Linked DNA regions of Mus musculus: region 1 is linked to region 2. A link is a loop called in an ENCODE intact Hi-C map of the cell type or tissue named here. Cell type or tissue: left cerebral cortex. All regions are shown on one strand. Each heading gives the region's core, and the rest is flanking DNA. Links, peaks and the distances in the headings are about the cores only.

Region 1 (4,386 bases), core at 90-4,089, 91 kb before region 2:
AGGCATAGGAGGAGGGAAGCGGGAGTTTATGTAATGAAACCACAGAACAGGAACACTTGGAGCTAGAAGAAACTTCTAGAAGCTCAGAAGAATTCTCCCCCTGGCTTTCAGAGGGAAAGCCATCAGTTCTAATTTCATGCTTCTGGTCTCCAGAACTTCCACCCCAGCTCTGCTTGTCTGTTTGTGACACATAGTCTTGCACAGCCCAGGCTGGCCTGGAATTTCCTACATTGCTCAGGCTAACCTTGAACTCCTGATTTTCTTCCCTCTACCTCTCAAGTGTTGGGATGACAGTCCCCACTGGGCTGGCTCAGGATCCATTCCTGCTCCTGTAAGCCATCATACTTAATGATGGTCTGTGACCAGAACCTGTTGTAGGAAGCAGATTCCAGACAGCTTTCAAAGGTAAGATGTCCCTCCATGCCCCTTGGGTGTACACATGCCAGCGCCATGCCTTTAACTCACCGAAGCCCTGGGAGCTCTTTGCCTCCTGTTGGAGCTGGTGAGGTGGAGGGAGGGGCCCAGGGAGGGTCGGAGTTTCGGGAAACCTGACACTGTTCTGAGAGGTTTGGGTTGGTAATTCAGATTAACCAGGAGTGATTTGCTGCGAGATTGGCCAAGTGGCTTCTCCAGGGCCGGCGTGGCTAACCAGTGTGGGTGTGGGTTTTGTGCTTCTTTATGATTGTCCCTAACCATGGGGCACAGGCCTGGGTAGAACAGTATCAATAAGACAGGGAGAAAATGGCCAGAACCAGAAGAAACCAGGAGAGTAGAGAGGACAGTCACTCAAGAAGCAAGCCAACTCATCCCTCAATTTCAGCCTTCCAGCCTCCGAAGCTGGAGACTTAAGATCTACGAACAGGAAGTGCTGTTGAGGACGGGCATGGGCGTGGCTTGGACCCCTGCAAGGGCTGGAGGGAACGAGTGAGTATGCAAACCAATGAGAAGGGTCCTCAGGAAACTAAAGACAGAGCCCCCCTGTGATCCAGAGACAGCTCCAGGTGTATTGCTGAGGTAGCAGCAAGCAAGGCATCTGTCGGTGTTCCTCGCCTCTCAGCAGCAGGGATGCGCTGTCAGCCTGGAAGCCCACCTGTGGGGGAGTGAAGGGCTTCTGAGCCGCAGTTCTCTTAATCAGTAAAGAACAAAGAGGGCATTTGCAGGAAAAGAGACGAGACTTGGGATCATTACAAGGAGTGAACTAAGCCTGAAAGAGGAATGTCACATGCGGCCTGGGCAGCAGATCTGGCTAGAAATACACAGGGCAGGAGAGAAGAAGGGGGCTGTCTGGGGGAGGAAGGGGAGAGAGAACAAGAGATACAAGATAAACAATACACGATGTATGGAAACGTCAGACGAAGTCCATTGTTCTACATGTTTATTTAAAACATTAAATGCTAGGCAGTGGTTGTGCACGCCTTTAATCCCAGCACTCCGGAGGCAGAAGCAGGCGGATCTCGGAGTTTGAGGTTAGAAGGTGGTCTAGTCTACAGAGCGAGTTCCAGCATAGCCAGGACCCCCTGTCTCAAAAAACAAAAACAAATCAAATAAATAAATGTAAGGGGGCTAGAGAGGTGGTCCAGTAATTAAGAGTCCTGGCTGCTCTTCCAGAGGACCAGGGTTTGTCTCCCAGCACCCACATGGTGGCTCACAGCCATCTGTAACTCCTAGGGGAATCTAATGGCCTCTGTGAGTACTGAATGCACACAGTACACACACACACACACAGAGAGAGAGAGAGAGAGAGAGAGAGAGAGAGAGAGAGAGAGAGAGAGAGAGAGAGAGGAAGAGAGAGAGAGAGAGAGAACACCCCCATACACATAAAATAAAAATAAATCAATCAAAAACAAATTTAAAAATATTTAAAGTGCGTTTTTGCAGCTCCATCTGTGTTGTGGGTGGGACTACAGTAAGCCTCGTGTGTGTGTGTGTGTGTGTGTGTGTGTGTGTGTGTGTGTGTGTGTGTGAGGCCCAAGCTCCTGGACCCGCAGGAGGGTGCCTGGGCCTCAGAAGAGATGAAGCCAGGGCTGGGACCAAGCCCTTCCAGACCCCTGTGTGGCCAGGGCCTCCTTTGTCCCTACCGCCCCAGCAGGGGAGCCCCAGACATTCCCAGCTCAGCCGGCTGGGATACATTTAGAAACTGGCTGGGGTTTCAAGTGGAGCCCAGCCTGGCAAGTGCGGGAACAGCCATCTGGAGCCTGTTTGCTGTCCCCTGGCAGGCTCTGACAGGACTTCAGGAAGAGCGCCTGAGCCAGGCAGTCCCCAAGGCAATGGCCTCCCGTTGAATCCTGGCCCTGCCACTGGCTGGGTCACCTTAGGCTTCTTGCTTCCTTGTCTTGGTCATCTCCTTTGTAAAATGAGGGTGATGGAATTCACATTAAGATGCTGCTGACACTCTCAGTTCCTAAGTAAGGATCCAGGATGCAAACTTACAGTACTTAGTTTGTGTCTGGCTTGTTTCACTCAGCATAGCATCCCCGTGGTTCACGAATGCTGTAGCGTGAGTGAGAATTTCTTTCTTTTTATGGCCCACTGTATGGGCCATACATCTCAGCTATCCACTCATCCAAGGGTAGACACTGAGGTTACCCCTTGTTTTGGCTATTATGAGGTATGCACCATGAACATGGCATGTAAACACCTTGTGATCCAGAGCTCCGGCCATCAACATGCCTGACTTCGATGAGGTCCTGTGTTCAGTGTTTAGGGGTGCACACCCAGTCACAGAGTTGTGTCACAAGGTGAGTGTGTGCTGACTCCCCAGGCTGTCCTCTTACTTTCCTGCCAGGAAGCAGCAAGGGCTCAATTTCCCCGCGGGGATCAGTCCTTGCTGGGTCTCTTTAAGAGCCAGAGTGGGGTGGTCAAGGAGCAGCATTGGCCATCTTGGGCTCTGGGAGCCAGGATGCTCTTGGGTGGAGAGCACAGGGAGAGTCGACTGTAGGGGTCTGGAGGAAGGGAGCCGGGGACAGCTTTCTCGGGGACATTCTCCGTCAATTTCTTAGCGACACCTGGAACCCTGACCCAGGTCCTGTTCTATGTCCAAAGTTTCTAGATGAAGATGGCAGAATTCCAGGAAAACCACTCTATAGAAGGAGTGGGAAGAGCAGCCACCTGGCTCCTGGCCTGGGAGCCACCTGGGCTGGTGGGCACAGGCCTGGCCTCACTGGGGTAAAGCAGCTGTGTGCACCAGAGCTGGGCATTTAAACCCAGGCGACAAAGCACAGGTGCTGCTAAAATGCTAGAATCTTCCAAGCTAACCTCGAGGTAGCCCAGCCGGCATTGGATGAGGGCTCTGGAGACCCTGTCAATGCAGACAGGACGGAAGCTCCAAGAGAGCCCCTACATTTCCAGATAGATCCCATGAGGGGAGCTGATGCTGGAGAGGCCAGAGCCTGTTCACCATGGGCAACAGAATGCAGCCACACCGGGTCCAGCCCCTGGGTGGCTTCACAAAAACCCAAGCCTGTTCCCTCTGGTCTTCCAACTTTCCAGATGCAGTGGCTCCAAAGGCCATCTTTGGGGCTCACTCTTCTACATAGTGACGGTCACTATCAGGGAGATGGAGCCGTCAGGAAGAAGGGGATTAAGAGGCCTGGAGGCCAGATAGAGTTGGTTGTCACCTGTAAAGCTAGAGGAAGCTGGCTGATAGCCACATTGTCCTCAGAAGAGAACACCGGCTGGGTGCGCATCAGGACACCCGTGGAATGTGGCTGGGGTAGGCACCAGCTCGCTTCCTAACCCATCTCTTCTAGAAATTGCACACAGATAAAAGGTCCCAGTTAATGAGGAGTCTGGTTCAAGTTTTGAAATCCACAGCAAGCCCACTCCGCATAATAATGTATCAGAAACACAACACTCCTTTAATCACCATGGAATTAATTGCTGGGCCCAGAGATTCCGGGCACGCCCGCAGAATCCTTAATTTCCTGAGCTCATGGTTCTGAGACAGCCACTGGTGTGAGGCTGGCTTCTATGGCTAGGAAGACTCCCACAGCTTCTACAAAAGGCCAGATTGTCCAAGTGGCCTTCTCGTGTGTGGGGGGATCCGAATTAATGACAGCTTGGAAATCTTGCTGCTGGGTGGGACGTGGTGGGCTTGAATCCGAGGAGACTCAATGGCAGTTCTGTGGCCTTGGACACCATCCCGGCGCCGGGGCCTGTCCTCACTCATCCTACGGCTGCCCAGGTGGGCACAGGTGCTGTGTGGCGAGTGTGGAAAGCTGGTGTGACCAGCTGCACATGGCAAGATCTGACAGAAACCAGGCTGTATGGAACAGCCTGTAATGGAACACATGCCCTGGGCACACTGGGGTGGATACAGCAGAAAGCAACCGGTAGAACCTGCCTAAGTCAGGTGCCTGGGCTTTGGGGAAGGGGTAGAGAGACACT
Region 2 (4,386 bases), core at 123-4,122:
CGGACGGACGCTGGCCAGAAACGTCCGATCCTGGTGCTTCTCCACCCAGGGTGCTGGGATTATAGGTGTGCGTGACCACATCAAACCTGTACTTCCTTTTGGTTGGTTGGTTTTGTTGTTTGAGATGGGGTTTCTCTGTGTAACAGCCCTGGCTGTCTTAGAACTCACTCTGTAGACCAGACCACTCTTCACAGTGAGACGACACAATAAAAACGCAATTAGCACAGGGGTTTCCTCAGCACTATCTTTACAGATGGTTAATTCTTTGGTGTAGGGGACTTCTTCTAAACGTCCTAGAATGTTTAATAGCACCTTGGGTTTCTTCCCCCTAGATAATAATAGTATCTCCATGTGACAATTAAAAACAAAAAGCCTTCAAGCATTGCAGACTACTCCCAGGGAGCAAGATTCTCTGTCTGATTAAATCACTGAGTTAGAAGAAATGGCCAACCAAAGAGAGTGTCACATCCACTAACCGGTGGTCACAGAACAAAGACACTTCTCAAGGGCGATATTCTCAGCTCGACTGGGGCCCTCCAAAACCATAGCAGGGAGGAAAAAGCCTAGTCACTTCGGCTAAGACAATTAGGAAGCCTTCAGCTGCCAGAAGTGCTTAGGAAGAGTCTTGGGTGAGCCAAGCCAATGACGTCCTGCATACATCACAGCAGGCAGGACAGGGCACCCGGCCTTTGAAGAGGCTCTTTTTAAGTTAACCTCCCCTCCAACTGAACTTTTTCCAAATCTCTTCCTGCCATTTGGAAGTTGAGTGATTCTCAGCTGCAAAGGCCTGCGTACGCGAGATGCAGATGGCAGCAGTTAGGGCCCTTACCAGATGCTGCAGTCTCTAATTTGATTGAAAGGATATAATTAGACAACAGAAACACTTTAATGAAAGAGCAAAACATGGAGGGAGGGAAGGATTGAAGGCCCTTAACTGATGCCAAAACACCCACCAGTAATAGAGGCTTTGAGTCTGGGGCACGGCGAGGGGAAGCCCCTGAAAAAGCCAGTCCTTGCTCTGTTTATTTCCCTATAGCAGAGAAATGGGATTTTATTATTGTAGATTTCCACTGTATTTTATGTGGGAACAAACTGATTAGAAACAGAAGGTTCTTCGGAGGAACATCAAAGAAAAATAAATATGACTTCTGTGGTCATTATTAAAAATATTTCTACCAGCCCAGTAATTTTCTTTGAAGATGAATTTTTATAGATTGAACAGCAGCAAGTAATTTACATACTATGATGGGATTGGCTAGCAATCCCTACTATTCTAGAAGCAAGCTGCTTGGCTGCCATGTTGTTACTTGATTTAGGGATACTAGGAAAGCTACAATCGCCATAATGTATCCACTTTGAGGATAAAAGGAAACTAGCAGGATCCTAGTGCAGGCTGATGGCTACCTCCATTATGAATCATCTTTAAAAGCCGCCTGCGCTGTCTCTGCTCTTTCCTGGCTTTCAAGCTGAGTGTGCGTATACTGTTCTTGTTCTAACCAAGAATCTAACCAAACTGAAAGAAATCCAGCCCTCAAAGTCTGCAGTTGCTAATGTGGTGCGACACTCGGGTTCTGGAGTCGGCCACAGCCTCCTCAGCCTACTAGGAACAGGGCCTCGCCCTTGTGGCAAATTGAACAATAAAAGTTTAATGCTCTGGTTATGTGCCAGGGATTAAACTGTGGCAGGGGAAGCTGGAAGCTGGCCCTAGCAGGGGAGAAGCCCCCAGGGGGCCCTACTGCAGAAGTAAGAGGGACGGTGGCAGCTCTGCCTATAACATGGCCTAAAGTGTTGTTTGGGAAGCAACTGCCTAGCCCCAACTTCGTTCCTCCTCAAGCTGGTGCGAGCGCAGCCTAAGGAGGTGCTAACCGAGAAAGAGGACAGAACGGAGAAAGAGTTCTTTGGAGGAAAAGGCAAACTTCTGTAGGATGACATTCCTACACTGGCCCTCTCCTCTCCCTGTTCTGTCTGAGGTCTGGGGGAAAGAAATGATATCTTGGAAGGAAGACTGAAGACAAGAAAGGGCAAAAGCCTGTTGGACCCCAGTGCCCACTCCACCCAAAGGGACACTTCTGGGTTCTAGAGCAAGGGTCAAGGTCAAGCAGAAGAGGGAAGGAATCTGTCATCTTACCCACGCCGGGCCTGCACACTGAGCTAGTCAGATGCCAAAGGAAGCTGGAGGCTGGAGGAAGGGTTCTCACCTCCAGCCCTGTGCGGGTACTGAGGGACACTCCTCAGCCCCGCTGCTGAGTATATCCTGATGTGTGTCCTCACTCAGGACAGAAAACCTCAGACAAAAGCTCCTGACCCCAACTTCCGGCCTCTGCCAAGCATTTCCGATTAACTGTCCAGCAGGACAAACACAATCGGCTTGTTTTGTTTCAATGTTTCACTTTGTTTTGTTTTTTTCAAAAATGCTTTAATTTAAAAAAAAGAAAAGAAAAATCCGCCATGCTAAGCACATTGTTGTTTTATAGACATTTAACAGGACAGCCTATGCATGGAAGTAAAAACTAATGACTTAGTAAAAACTAATAGTGACAGAAATTCTTTTCTTCAGTGGTTGTCTTCCCAGTTTTCAGGGCTGGTGCCACCTGCTGCCCGGGCTTTCCTCTGTAAAACAGAAGAGCTCTCAACAGTTTGTTTCAAGTAACATCTGCAGGCTGAGAGAGCAAGCTGTGGGACAGCTCCAAGGTGGGAACTATTTCCTTAAGTAGCGCACGGAACCGCGCTGAATCTCTATTAATGAACCAAATGCAAGTAGACAAGCTTTTCCTGGTCAGCTGTATCTTTTTAGAAATCATGGTGAAGCTAGGTGTGGTGGTGCACGCCTTTAATCCCAGCACCCGGGAGGCAGAGGCAGGCAGATTTCTGAGTTCGAGGCCAGCCTAGTCTACAGAGTGAGTTCCAGGACAGCCAGGGCTACACAGAGAAACCCTGTCTCGAAAAAACAAAACAAAACAAACAAACAAAAAACAACAACAACAACAACAAAAAGAAATCATGGTGAAACACAATATTTACATGCTTTCTCCTCACCTATTGGTTCCACTGCACAGGCAGGCTGCTGGCCTCAAACTGTTCTCTCATCTCAGCTTTCCAAATAGCTGGAGCACAACTGTATCATCACTGTGCCTGACTCTCACAAGTATCAAAGGTTAATTCACAGTAAATGGTAAAAGGTCTGTTCATTGAGTAAAATCAACCTGCTGTGTTGCTTTCCAGATCAGTAACCGCTTAAAAGTCGGTTCACATGACCTAGAGCAAGGTTAGATAAGTGAGCCGCTGAGCCAATCACGACCCAGAAACCAAGTTCAGACTGGGTTCTTAATTATAAAAAATTAAAAAGGACAAGATACCGTGACGTGTAAAAATGACAGAAAGCTTTAAATTTCAATGTCCAAAGAGTTGTATTAAAATACAACAGCCATTGGGAGGCAGAAGCAGGCAGATCTCTTTGAATCTGAGGCCAGCCTGGTCTATGTAGTGAATAACAACAGTGGTAGACAGTGAGACTCTGTCTTGGAAAAAATACCCAAAACCTAAACCGTTAAACAAAACCAGCAACGCCTATCCATTTTGTCTATGACTACTTTCGCCTCCACAGCCGGAGGCGAGAACCTGCACCTGCTGCAGTCTACGGGCCACAAAGCCTAAAGCATTTACTGTTCTGCCTTGGTCTAGAGCAGTGGTTCGCCTTCTCAATCTGTGGGTCTCCGACCCCTTTGGGGGTCAAATAACCCTTTCCCAGGGGTTACTTACGGCCATCAGAAAATGCAGATGTTTACATTATGATTCATAACAGTAGCAAAATTACGGTTGTTAAGGAGCAATGAAATAATTTTATGGGGGGGTGGGTTGTCACCACACCATGAGGAACTTTATTGAATTGTCGGAGCATGAGCAAGGTTGAAAACCGCTGGTCTACAGCCTCAGGTAGAGTTCCAGGCTCCAAAATTCAAAACTAGGGGCCATCAAGATGACTCTGATGTTAGAGGTGTTTGTATTAAGCTTGAAGATCTTTTAATCTCAGGGACTGACAAGGTAGATAGGGAGAATTGATTACCAAAAACACTCTGATCTCCACACTCACCCCATTAAGTACTCATCGCCATACTTCCCCAATAAATAAATCCTTTAAAACTTTAGATTCTAAACTAAAGCTGGTACACTGCTTACTACCAAAACCTCCCAATATGGAGATGATGAAGCTGTAGCTTTGTTTTAATCATTTTGCTTTTGGTCCACCTATTCTAAACTCTAAGTGTACTGACAGCTATATTGAGCACACCAATTTGGTCAGTACGGAGCCTAAACGCAATACTTTTTTGCTTTGAGATTTATAAAGGGAAAGTCCCAGTGATCAGGAGGCAGAGGCAGGCAGATCTC

What was found. A loop is a pair of places that touch in the nucleus more often than their neighbours do. Peaks named below come from ENCODE experiments on the same cell type or tissue, not always from the same donor. Only the 100,000 strongest peaks of a DNase experiment are listed, where the experiment ranks them.
Region 1: a loop joins it to region 2, with 2.6 times the contacts of the local background. A loop is called at or near these places in 2 of 42 quality-filtered maps.

Annotation. Positions count from the first base shown.
Region 1 is chr11:5,163,630-5,168,015 of GRCm38, forward strand. No RefSeq gene overlaps it. Among named protein-coding and RNA genes, the nearest start is that of Emid1, 14 kb to the left of the region's middle. In left cerebral cortex, for the core only: a CTCF peak has its summit at 2,121; DNase peaks (open chromatin) are centred at 2,155, 2,686 and 3,885; H3K27ac peaks cover 1,781 bases.
Region 2 is chr11:5,255,057-5,259,442 of GRCm38, forward strand. The region is part of intron 1 of Kremen1 (kringle containing transmembrane protein 1); the gene reads right to left. Among named protein-coding and RNA genes, the nearest start is that of Gm46268, 3.8 kb to the right of the region's middle. In left cerebral cortex, for the core only: a CTCF peak has its summit at 2,588 (motif pointing left); a DNase peak (open chromatin) is centred at 1,424; H3K27ac peaks cover 509 bases.